3 separate regions of the Homo sapiens genome follow, and regions 2 and 3 are each linked to region 1. Evidence: read pairs that join two places in POLR2A ChIA-PET (ENCODE). Cell type or tissue: K562. All regions are shown on one strand.

Evidence for each region. Peaks named below come from ENCODE experiments on the same cell type or tissue, not always from the same donor. Only the 100,000 strongest peaks of a DNase experiment are listed, where the experiment ranks them.
Region 2: POLR2A ChIA-PET joins it to region 1 with 5 read pairs; 5 of 35 experiments call an interaction of 5 or more read pairs at or near these places.
Region 3: POLR2A ChIA-PET joins it to region 1 with 6 read pairs; 2 of 35 experiments call an interaction of 5 or more read pairs at or near these places.

What each region holds. Positions count from the first base shown.
Region 1 is chr10:101,574,187-101,578,186 of GRCh38, reverse strand. No RefSeq gene overlaps it. Among named protein-coding and RNA genes, the nearest start is that of POLL, 12 kb to the left of the region's middle. In K562, no CTCF peak of the experiment used is centred here; DNase peaks (open chromatin) are centred at 1,493 and 2,086.
Region 2 is chr10:101,751,239-101,755,238 of GRCh38, reverse strand. All of the region lies in intron 2 of LOC105378458 (a long non-coding RNA gene), which reads left to right. Among named protein-coding and RNA genes, the nearest start is that of FGF8, 23 kb to the left of the region's middle. In K562, no CTCF peak of the experiment used is centred here; no DNase peak of the experiment used is centred here.
Region 3 is chr10:101,035,050-101,039,049 of GRCh38, reverse strand. SFXN3 (sideroflexin 3) reads right to left here. Exons shown (of 12, transcript NM_030971.6): 4 at 3,383-3,553; 5 at 2,949-3,047; 6 at 2,489-2,564; 7 at 2,242-2,327; 8 at 1,847-1,974; 9 at 1,619-1,668; 10 at 358-407. Among named protein-coding and RNA genes, the nearest start is that of SFXN3, 5.8 kb to the right of the region's middle. In K562, a CTCF peak has its summit at 410; no DNase peak of the experiment used is centred here.

The DNA of each region.
Region 1 (4,000 bases):
CCATGCTGGGAGTTGGGTGGTGACGCGTGAGGGCAGCTTTGGCTCCACAGGGGGATCCCACCTTGAGTGTGCTGGGTGGGCTACATTTCTGTTGGTAACTTGCAGAGTCCCGGAGCCAGCCTTTGTCTGCCTGGTCTCGATCATGGGATCCTAGCAGCCTGGGAGTAGGCCCCCCAACTCAAGCTCATACCCCTGAAGTGTAAGTCAGGGGGTCTTCCCAGCACTGATCATGTTGGGAAAGGAATCAGAAGCCCACAGGACCTGGAGGGCCCTTTCGCAGCTCAGCACCAACCCAAGAGATGGCCAATCAAAAGCCCAGAAGCCTTCTAGAGGGGCGAGCCTCTCCCCTGAGAGTGTCTACTGCCAGGGACACATGGCTGCCAAGAGCCACAGTGGGGGCCTGGGTAGATAGGAGAGGGGCTGGGGAAAGCCTGGGCCCCCGGGTGTGAAGGCTTGCTTTTGGTCCCACTCTGGACTGGTCCCTCAGTGCCTGCTGCTGTCCCCAGCAAGAGTTGGAGTCAGCAGAAGTCCAAAGATGCGTGTCTGGGTCCAAATGTGGAAGTTGCTTCTCTCCTTTTGCCGCAGCCTGCTCCAGGCCCAAGGAACAGGACCTCCAGGGCTGGGGGTGGAGGGAACCAGTGTGCAGCAGGCCATAGAGTAGCTCGCCCAAGTTTTCCTACACACAGGGAGGTCCCAGAACTGCAGGGAGGGATGCCGCTTACTTCTTTGTCTGAAATCAGGGTCTGACCTCCATTCTTGACATCCCTCCCCATCTGCCTTAACTCCTTCCCCCAGGAGACTCAGAATTCAGAGACTGCCTTGAAACCATGCAGACTCTTGGTCCCACCTCCTGGCCAGGGCAACACAAAGTCGTGGGATAAAGAGGGAGCATGCCCCACCTCCAGTGACCCATCTGGGTGTCCCTTCAGCTGCCCAGTCTGACACAGAAGCCCAGGAGAAGAGCCACTGAGGCAGAGGAGCTAATGGAGGGATTTCTGAGTCTTGAGAAAGGCTGCCCAGTTTGGAGGTAAAATGAGGTGAAATGAGGTTCTCTGAGTCCAAGTAAGCAAGGAATATGAATATTGGGGGTTCCCAGGCACTTTAGCGCTGAACCAGGTTCTCGAACAGGCTTTCAGCCCAGTCTCCCATTCATCCTGAATGGAGAGAGACTCCATTTCAGGGCCCTGGTGGTAACTGGGGTCCTGTCCAGCAGCTGAGCACCCCGCACACCTACCACCCAGTCACCACCTGGCCTGGAGTAGGCAGAGAGACCCCACAAGCCTGCTCCCTGCTCCAGCCCAGTTCTTCATCACTCTGTCCCTGAGCCAGGGTTGTCCTTGGACAGGCCACGTGTGGCAGGCAGAATAATGGTCCACTGAAGATGTCCATGTCTTAATCCCTGGAACCTGTGAATATGTCACCTTAGTTGGCTAGAGGGACTTTGCAGTTGTGATGAAGCTTAAGCATTTTGAGATGAGGTGATTATGCTGAGTAATCCTGTGGGCCCAGTGTAAACATGAGTTCTTAAGAGCTACAGTCAGGGCCGGGTGTGGTGGCTGACGCCTGTAATCCCAACACTTTGCGAGGCCAAGGCGGGTTGATTGCTTGAGCCTGGGAGTTTGAGACCAGCCTGGTCAACATGGCAAAACCCCATCTCTACCAAAAAAAAAAAAAAAAAAATTCAAAAGTTAGCTAGGCATGGCCAGACCTAGTGGTGCCTATAATCCCAGCTACTTGGGAGGCTGAAGTGGGAGGATCACCTGAGCCTGGGAGGCAGAGGTGCAGAGGTTCCAATGAGCTGAGATTACACCACTGCACTCCAGCCTGAGTTGTAACAGAGTGAGACCCTGTCTCAAAAAAAAAAAAAAAAAAAAAAAAAGCTACAATCTACAATCAAAGAGAGACTTGACGAGGAAAGGTCAGAGAGATGCGAAGTTTCTGGCTTTGAAGATGGGGAAAGGTCTCCAGCCAAGTGTGAGCAGCCTCTAAGAGTCAGAGAAGCCAAGGAACAGCTTCTACTCTAGAGCCTCCAGAAGGATGGCAGCTCTGCTGATGTCTGGCCTTATCTCAGGGAGCCCTGTTGGATTTTGAGCTGGTGGAACTGTGAGATAATGACTGTGGTGTTTAAGCCAGTAAGTTGGTGTAATTTGTTAATGTGACTGCAGAAACCCAATAGACCGAGTGCGTGTTGGGCTCTCCCTGTACAAAGGCAGAGGGACAGCAAGTGTGAGCAGGCCCTGCTGTGAGGTAGAGGGCATCCTCTGAAGTGTGTGGGGAAGGGGGAGCCTCACATGAGCCCAGGGCTGCCACATGTTCAGTCTGAGCCTCCCTAATTTCAGTTTCTTCTTGACACTGTGCAAGATGCAAGTCCCCGCTGGGCTGCTCTGCCCCACCCCTACTGAGCTTGGAGCTTCATCTTTTCCCAGGGCCTGGGGTGGGGACCTCAGTCTTGACCTTAGACCTACACTAAAAGGGGAGCAAGACAGGCCCCGGCCTTTCCTCCTGGGTTCCAGCTGCTCACAAGGCAGACGTGGGCACCGGGAAAGGGGAGCGAGACAGGCCCTGGCCTTTCCTCCTGGGTTCCAGCTGCTCACAGGGCAGGTGTGGGCATGGGACAGGGGCTTCCCAGGCATCACCTGGAGTGGGCATGACAAGGTAGGCAAGTCTAGCTGTGTCCCATCCTACAGTTCCAATGGCTGGGAAAGGCAAACCCAGGCCCATTGTCTTGCTTCTCCAGGAGAATCATGGAATTACTCTCCCTTTAAATGGAATGGGATGCCTCTTGCCAGGATGGAGGACTGTGGCTTGGAGAAGACTTGGGCTCCCCAAACAGGGGCGCCCCTTTCCAGGCCCTCCCCTGTTATCTGAGGGAGTGGCCTCCCATGCAAGTTACTGCTGTTGGGGCACCTGCTGCTACCAGGCTTGCAGGCCTTGATGGGCTCAGCCGCAGGTGCCTTTGGCCTTATGTCTGCTCTGCCCTTAGTTTTCCAGAACTCTTGAGCCACTGGGGAGTACTGCTTCTGAGCTCTGGAACTGGGGAGTCCTCAGGGATGAAGTCCCAAACTGGCCTGAGGCTCTGTTCGGCAAGACCTGGTCCCCACACTGCAGGGAACATCCCTGAAGAAGGCCCCAGGCCTGGAGATGAAGCAAGGCCCCAGGGGCTGAGGGGCCATGGGTAGGGGCCCGAGGTTGCCCCTGGAGGGCAGTACGGACCCCAGGGAAGGCAGGCTACTGGCCGTTGCTTGAGTGGAGCCTCTTAGCAATGGTGGCACCTTTGCCCTGCTGGACTCAGCCTGGCCCTGATGGAGCAGGCCCAGAGCCCCAGACACAGCGCACCTCCCCCATCCTTTGCTCCGGTTCCCTCAGCTGGGTGGTTGTTGTTGTGTGTGTAGTGCCCCTGCATATGTGTGTTCATGTTCCACTGCAGGGGCATGTGTGTGCCTAATGCACATTCCCGGCCCCTGCGTCTGTGCTGTATGTTCATGATTTTGTATCTGAGTGTGTGTGTGCTCAACCCTGGGCATGTGACCGTGTGGCCCTGTCTGTTTAGGTCTTGGTGGAGGCCCTGCGTTGTTAAGGGCTCAGGCAAGGCCTTGGGTAGAAGGAGGTGGGGGGTCCCTGGAAGTCCCCAGTGGTGCTGGAGTCCCTACTGCAGGTGGAGTCCTGGCTGGGCCCCCGGACCCTGTGTCCTCGTGTCCATGGAGGAGGCCGCAGGGTGGGCCGCCTGCGTCAGCCTTGAGCGGCCATCAATAGCGCGCGGTTAATTAATTTGATGGGAACAGCAGGGACCGCCGTTTGCATTTAGTGAAGTTCCAGGAACTTCCAACCTCATCTTCATAATTGGCCTCATAAATTGTAAGAAAGAGAGAGATCAGCAAAGCGGGAGGGAGGAGGGGCTGCCCGTCCGTCCTTATTTAATTTTATTGCTGAAATTCATCTTTTTAGCCTCCTCCGCCGGAATCGGCTCTCCCTGCCGGATTTGCCTAATCATGATAAATTA
Region 2 (4,000 bases), 180 kb before region 1:
ACCCGCAGGCTCAAAAATCTCGTTTCCCTCTGCCCACAAGGTAAAGTTCAAATTCCTGAGCTGGGCATAGGGAGTCCTCCACAATCTGACCACAACTTCTCAGACTTACCTCCATCCGCATTTTTTTTTTTTTTTTTTCAGAGACGGAGTCTTGCTCTGTTGCCCAGGCTGGAGTGCGGCGGTGGCGGTGCGATTTCGGCTCACTGGAACATCCGCCTCCCGGGTTCAAGCAATTCTCCTGCCTCAGCCTCCCAAGTAGCTGAGATTACAGGCATCCACCACCACACTCAGCTAATTTTTGTATTTTTAGTAGAGACGGGGTTTCACTATGTTGGCGAGGCTGCTCCTGAACTCCTGACTTCGTGATCCGCCTGTCTCAGCCTCCCAAAGTGCTGGGATTACAGGCCTGAGCCACCATGCCCGACACCACTTTTTTTTTTTTTTTTTTTTTTTCTGAGACAGAGGCAGCTATATTGCAGGAGCCCAGAACTCCTGGACTCCAGTGATGCTCCCGTCTGATCTCTCAACTAGCTGGAATTACAGGTGTGAGCCACAGTGCTTGGCTTCCTTCCTCTTTTGTGGAAGGTTCTAGTGATGCAGAACTTTTTAACATTTCCCAAATGCTACATGCTTTTCCATGCATTTGTTTTTTCATGTGCTGCTCCCTCTGCCTAGTGAACTCCTACATACCCTTCGAGACCTAAACTTTTCTACCCTCTATTATGTCTCCCAGGCAATCCTCTGGGCTTATACATTATTCTATTTACAACAGTGAGTTGTAACTTCTTATTTGTAACTATAATGTTTCAAGTAGCCTTGGAATATAGTAGGTGCTTTATAAATTTTGGTAAATTAATGAATGAAGTTGCCATTATGGGGCAAATAAGAGGGCTGCAAACATTATCTGGGGAAACTTGGCCAACCAGTCCCCAGAGTTCTGGACCCTTCTAAGATTAGAGATAGTTTGAGAAAAGATAACAACAACAAAAGCTACATACCATTTATTAAGTGCTTACTGTCTACTAGAGTTGTTCTAAGCCTTGGTACACTTCATCTCATCTCATCCTCATAATAGTACTATGAGGTAGTTATTACCTTCATGAGGGTTTTTTCCCCTGAATACATTATCTTCATTTTACATTGGGGAGACTGAGGTTCAGAAAAGCAAAGGAATTTCTTCCTTCCAAAGTTTTACAGCTAGGATTTAAATCCAGATCTGGGCCAGGCACAGTGGCTCACACTTGCAGTCCCAGCATTTTGGGAGGCCAAGGTGGGAGAATCACTTGAGGCCAGGAGTTCAAGACCACTCTGGGCAACAAAGTGAGACCCCGTCTCTACAAAAAATAAAAAATTACCTGGGAGAGGTGGTGTGCACCTGTAGTCCCAGCTACTTGGGAGACTCAGGTGAGAGGATCACTTGAGTCCACTGGATGACAGAGCGAGACCTTGTCTCTAAATAAATAAATCCAGATCTGTTGGCCTTTCAAATCCAGGTTTTTAACCCCTAAGCTTTTCTGACTCTGAATTATCGAAGTGTGAACTTTTTCTTCTATATCATGGGAGAACCAAATCCCATTGCTCCTTCTGCCCAGTCTTGGAAACTCCATTGTCAGATGGGTCCCAAACTGTATGGCAGGGGGACTGGGATTACCCAGACAGGCTGGGAGAGATCAGAAGTTCCAACCTGATCTTTGTGCTGAGATCTTGACCTGCACCCTTGGTGGGGTGGGGGGGTTACTAATCATTTACTTACTGCTTATGAACTCTGCCACCCCTGGAATGGCCAAGGTGCAGCTAAATTAGCAAAAAAAAAAAAAAAAAGTGGGTCTGAGATTGGCTGGGGTTCACCTCTTCAGGTTACAAGGCAGTTTGTTAGGAAAATAAAACCCTTCATTGGAAGCTCAGAAGGACTTCACTTTGAGGGTTGAACCCAGGTTCTAGCCTGGCTTTTGTTACTAACCAGCTGTGACCTTGGGCAAAGGGCTTAACCGTATAAGCCTTTGTAAGTGGGCAGGAAAATGGGCAAGAACACAATGCACTTAGGAAGAAAAGGGCCAGACAACACCCAGAGGATGGGAATCTGAGCCTCCAGGAAAGAGGCTCCAGAGATGCCAGTCAGTGGCAGCGTCCCAGTGTGCTGGGGGGAGTGAGAGGCCACTTAAGAGCAGCCACCAAATGGGAGAGGAGCATGGGAATGGGAGAGGCAACCAAAGACAGAGAAAGCATTCTCCTCTCCTCTTGTGGGATGCCAAATTAGGTCCTATCAATCTCTCTGGAATGTCCAGAGGTGGGCATGGGGAAAGTCCCACCTTCAGGAAAAGCCGACCTCCCCCTTTTTTGGGCCTTCTTGTACCCAATACATACTTCTAGCTCGGAAGTGTCTTCACTGCCTTCTATTTAAAATGTCGATCTTCTTAATAGAAAGTGAATTTCTTGAGGGAAGAAAACGTAACTTATCCATCTGTATTCCTCAGCTGCTACACTGCCCGACTGCCTGGTACCAGTAGAGACTACATAATTGACTGATGGAAGAATGAAAGAATGAAGGAAGGAAGGAAGGAAGGAAGGAATGGAAATCCGATGATTAGGCAGAGGTCCAATGTATGTCAGAGTAGAGTAAATCTTTAAAGCTCATTACAAAAAAGGAGGTCCTATTTGGGAAGTAGAATCCCAAATGACATAGGGAATTTGGGAGCAGAAGAGCCAAGGAGAGCTGAGAGTACCAATACACGTGGTCCCTAGGGCCACCAGTGGCCACAGAATTCTTGGCTGGGTAGGCTATTGCTTAAGCTCCTTAGAGAAGATGTAAAGACAGGTGGCACACAGAGATTGCACACAGAGCTCTCATTCATTGTCCTTAGCTAGAGTCACCATATGGTTTATACATATTTTCCCAGGGTGATTATTAATACTTCAAAAGTGTCAAAGTGGGAGGACTGCCTGAGTCTCAGAGGTCGAGGCTGCAGTGCGCCATGTTTGGGTCACTGTACTCCAGCCTAGGGAGCAGAGTGAGACCCTGTCTCAAAAAAAAACAGTGCCTCAGTCCTGGTTTGGATGACAAACTTTTTTTTAGGTGGTATTTTTTTCCTCCATCTTTTCCATTTTTGTTGTTGAGATATAATTCACATACCACAAAATTTACCCCTTTAAAGTACATAATTCATACTTTTAGTATACTGAGAAACTTTTACAATCAACAGTATTATTTAATTCCAGAACATTTTCATTTATTTATTTATTTATTTATTTATTTATTTATTTATTTTTGAGACGGGGTTACTCTGTTGCCCAGGTGAGAGTACAGTGGCGTGATCATGGCTCACTGCAGTCTCTACCTCCCAGGCTCAAATGATCCTCCCGCCTTGGCCTCCTGAGTAGCTGGGACTACAGGCGCAAGCCACCATGCCCAGCTAATTTTTTTTTTTTTTTAAATTTTTAGGAGAGTCGAGGTCTCACTATGTTGTCCAGGTTGATCTTGAACTCCTGAGCTCAAGCGATCCTCTCATCTCAGCCTCCCAAGGTGCTAGGATGACAGGCGTGAGCCGCCACGCCGGGCCAGAACATTTTCTTTACCCTACAAGAAACCCTGTATCCATTAGTAGTCACTCCCTATTCCCTGGCTCCCCAGCCCCTGGCAACTGCTATTTTCTGTCTTTATGGATTTACTTATTCTAGACATACAAATAAAATTATACAACATGCAGCCTTTTGAGTCAGGCTTCTTTCACTCAGCATAATGTTTTCAAGGTTCATCCATGTTGTAGCATGAATCAGTACACAGGACAATAAATTTTTCAGCCACTCTGTGTATAGACCTTAATATTTTATCTGTTATATTGTGGGTGTTTCCCTGGAGCCAAGGAGGAATTGAGATAGGGAAGCCAGGCTGAGATTCTCTTACTGGAGAGGCCATTCTGTTGACTCAAGGCACAGAAACACTGGTGTGGGGATGAGGCCAAGGAGCCTGATTTAGGATTCTAGACTCTTGTGTTGGAATTTT
Region 3 (4,000 bases), 540 kb after region 1:
TTAGGAATAGTAAACCCAACCTGGACATCAGGTTCTGAGGAAAGAGAGCCCCACAACCAGTAAGTGGCAGAATCAGGAATTAAATGGGCATGAATCTCCTGGATGGCACCAAAAGGTACATTTCCATGGTTTCCTCTTATAGATGAAGACTGGAACCCCCTCACTAGGATCTTGACCTTCAAGGACAGGGACCACCCCGTAACACACAAAGTAGACCCTATAGTTGTTCCAAACACACACCCACTGAATGTATGAATGGATGATGTCTATAAACATCTTAAAGACAATCCATACCCACCCACATCCACCATGGACAAGGCACTCCCACACACCCCAGCTAACTCCTTGCACACTTACCAGAAGCCCACCAGTCCCACCTGCAGGGGTGCCCCCAGCCAGGGGCGGCGCTGTGGAGAGACAGAAAGACAATGGAACGGCTTGTGTCCCCTGCCTCACTGTCACCCCATTTCACCCACCATAGCTCTATCCCATCAGCCTTGCCTTGGAGCCCTTAGACCTGTGGCCGTTTTCTTTCTCCCAAGGCAATGACAGGGCTGGGACCTCCAGATCACGCCCTTCCACTCCAGCCAGGCCTGTCTGCTGATCACCCTCCCCGGCATCCCATGACCTCTCACCTCTCAGAATTGGTTGCCATGGCACTCCCTGGCCCTTTTTTTTCTTCCCTCACTTCCTCCAGGAGCTGATTTCTTCAGGAAACCTCCTGTGAACCTCCACTTACCTCTTCCCATCCCAGTGGCATGAATCTGACCCTTTCCAAGCACATCTCTTCCTCGGCACTCTTCTCAATTTGCTCTGGCCACAGGGACCACCAACCTGTTCCTCAAATGTGCAAGCCCCTCCTACTGCAGTGCCCTTGCACTGACTGTTTTCTGTACCCCAAACACTCTTCTCTGCGTTATTTGGCTCTCTCCTCATCCTTTGCGGCATTAAAGACCCCTTCTCTGATCATCCTATCTAAACAGCTCTCCCCCATGAATCTCAATTACACTACCCCCATTGCTTTCCTACAAAGCACATATTACACTTTCTAAGAATGTATTTATTGGGTGCCTCCTTGTTTATTGGTTTCTGCATCAGACTATAAACTTCATGAGGACAGGGGCCATAACCATTGTGTTCAGTGCCATCTCCTCAGCCCTAAAACATGCCTGGTGCATGGCACTCAATACATTTGTGAATAAATGATTCTGTGAATGAGCCAGAGCTTGTTCCTGTGCTTTGCTTTCGTGTCCTGTTCATGTCTGTGTGTGCGTGTTCACCCGTGTGTACCTCTCAGTATGGAGGCACTAGGGGGTAAAAGAATGAGCATGAGATCAAGCATGACTATGACAGTCCCCTTCTGTGTGTCAGAAGCCACTGGAGTAACACTGATGAAGTTGGTTTCCTTCCTTTGTCCTCTCCTCCTGCCCCTGCAGAGTTCCTTCACCCCAGCCCAGTTCATTCTTGCTGAATGAACGAAGGTGGAGGAGGCGGTGCAGGGGTCAGGAGAAGGGCTGGCAAGTCTTAGAGAATCAGGCGAGGCTGGAGAGAGAGTTGGGGCCTGGTCACTTCTCCCAGCCATCGCCCATTCCAGGACAAGAGAGGTACAGTCGCCTACCTTCAGGAAGTCTTTCTTCTCCAGAGTGTCCATGATCAGTGGTGGGATGGCTGTGGGGAGAGCAGGGCCAAGAAGGAGAACATTAGTAGTGGAGTTAAAGTCAGGAACTGTGAAGGGTGACCCCCCTCAAAGCTCCTCCCTCTCTCCCCAGAGTCCTCCAAAGTCCCTGAGAACTGCACCTGCTTCTCTCAGAGTCTCCTATGCCCCACCCAGCCACTCCCGCCTTACCCATGGCAGGAATCGCCATGCAGATTCTTGAAATCACCACCTGGAAGATTCCCTGCTTGGCTGCAGTCACCGAGTAGCCAAGCCTCTGACCTGCCTCATCAGCCACCGGGATGCCCACCTGCAGCTCTCTGCAAGGGAGGGGGGTTGGGGTCAGATCACAGGCCCCGGATCCCACCTGCAATGCCCGAATGAGCAGCGGCTCCTCAGGGTCCCCTCACACACCCCAGGCTCAAAGGCTGGTTCTCCCACCTGAGGATCCCAGGGTCAGACTGAGCCAGGGCCCAGCAGCTCATGTCTGGGGAGGGAGAGGGATGTCCCCATTCTGAGGTGGTCTGCGTGGATGGACAGTGTGCTACATTCTGGGCATGCACATGCCAGGAGCCGGGGTCACTCACCTCTGCCTCATCAGGGGGATGTTGATGCAGTTGGCAGCTGCCACTGCTGCAAAGGGCACAAATCTGCCGACCAAGGGGGGCAGGTGCTGGGGAGGAAGGGTGTTGTTCAGTGGCCCTAAGGGCCATGGGGTGGTGAGGGACTCTGGGGAGATATAGGGGGCATATAGGTCAGAACTGGAGGTGTGATGAGGAAGAAGGAGGCAGATAGAGGATGAATGGGGTGGTCAGGGGAGTGAGGGGCCTTTACCTTGGTGAGGGATTTGAGTCCCAGGGCCGTGGCCACAGCTCCAGTGGTGGCACTCACATAGGCTGTCCCCAGCTGCCTGTGGGTGGAAAAGCCAGGTCACGGGGAGAGGTGACAAGTCCAGCAGGTGGCCCTTTCCTTTAGGGATATGCCAAGTCCTCAATACATGAGGCATAAAAGGGGAAGCTCCTTGCAGAAGAAGCCTTCCCTCCATCTCCGGCGTAAACTTGTCTAGAAGCCCCAGTAGCACCCTGTGAAGAGGGGTGGGTCCCCCACAGCATACATAAGAGGACCTCATGCCTTCAGTTAGGCAGGGTAATTCGGGGTGGGGCAGGCTGAGGAGAGGGCGCTGAGCACTGGCTGCATGGTCCACAGGGAACCGGAGAGAAAGGAGAGGGCACTGCAGGCTGGGAGGAGAGGGTCAGATGGGACAGTGCAGCTGCTGCTGGGGGCTGGCTCTCACCTCACAGTGATGGGAGTGTCACCACTGCGGTTGGAGTAGTTAACAATGGCATTGAAGGACTGATTCACCCACTGCCAGAACACCACGGTTGGGGTCTTCCTGAGGGAACAAAGACACTCACTTCTGCCCCGTCTACAGTGGCCCTCATCTTTAGACCCCTGTAATGAAACCAAAGGTTATTCCCCAAGCCTAAGAAGGGACCCAGTTAATGGCCCTAGAACCTGTTCTGGTAACCCCTATGTACCCCCACCCCCATTTATACAAACACACCTACTGTCTCTGGGGTGAGAGACCTCCTGAGGCTGAATTCTGAGGAATGGAAGCGATTCTGACACAATCTTTCACTCACCCAGTTGGCCCAGACAAGAAGCGCACCTAGTCAAGCTATGCTCTAGCTTAGGGCACTGAAGAAGGGGACGTGGGACAAGACCTGCCTGTAGAATGTGAGCATGCAGCCAGTGATGGTCATGTTCATGGGCACCTGGGCTGACATGCGGCCAATCAGGACCACCTTCTCCCCTGTGTCCGGATGGAAGGCGGAGTCATACACATACTTGGCCCTCCACAGCTGGTCCTCGGTGATCCCTGGGGTCACCACGCCGGCCCTGCAGAAGTTGGCAAGGAGCAGACAGGCTATGCCAGGGGGCAGATCTGCCCTCACAGGCCCCACCTGCCCAGCTCAGGGTAACTCTGGACAGAGAACCAGGAACTTCAGCCCCCAGTCTCAGCATAAGGAAGCTCCTTATCTTTGGGAGAGGGCCAAAGTTTCCCAGAAGTGGAGGCTCCTATTTCTATTTCCCTTATAGCCACACAAAGAGGGGTACCCTTCTGTTTCTGCCAAAATGCTGGGTCAGGGATGATGGTGGTTTCCAGTGGGTCAAAAATGGCTGCAAGCATTGCAAGAGTTTTTCCTCCCAAAGATAAGGGGATTTCCCTCCTATCTTCCTGGGACTCCACTTTGAGCACCTCTATCCTTGCAGAGGGTGACCCCGCAATGGGATAGATCCCTGTAGAGGTTTGTGATGCATAGAGCAGCCCCTCCCATAAATATC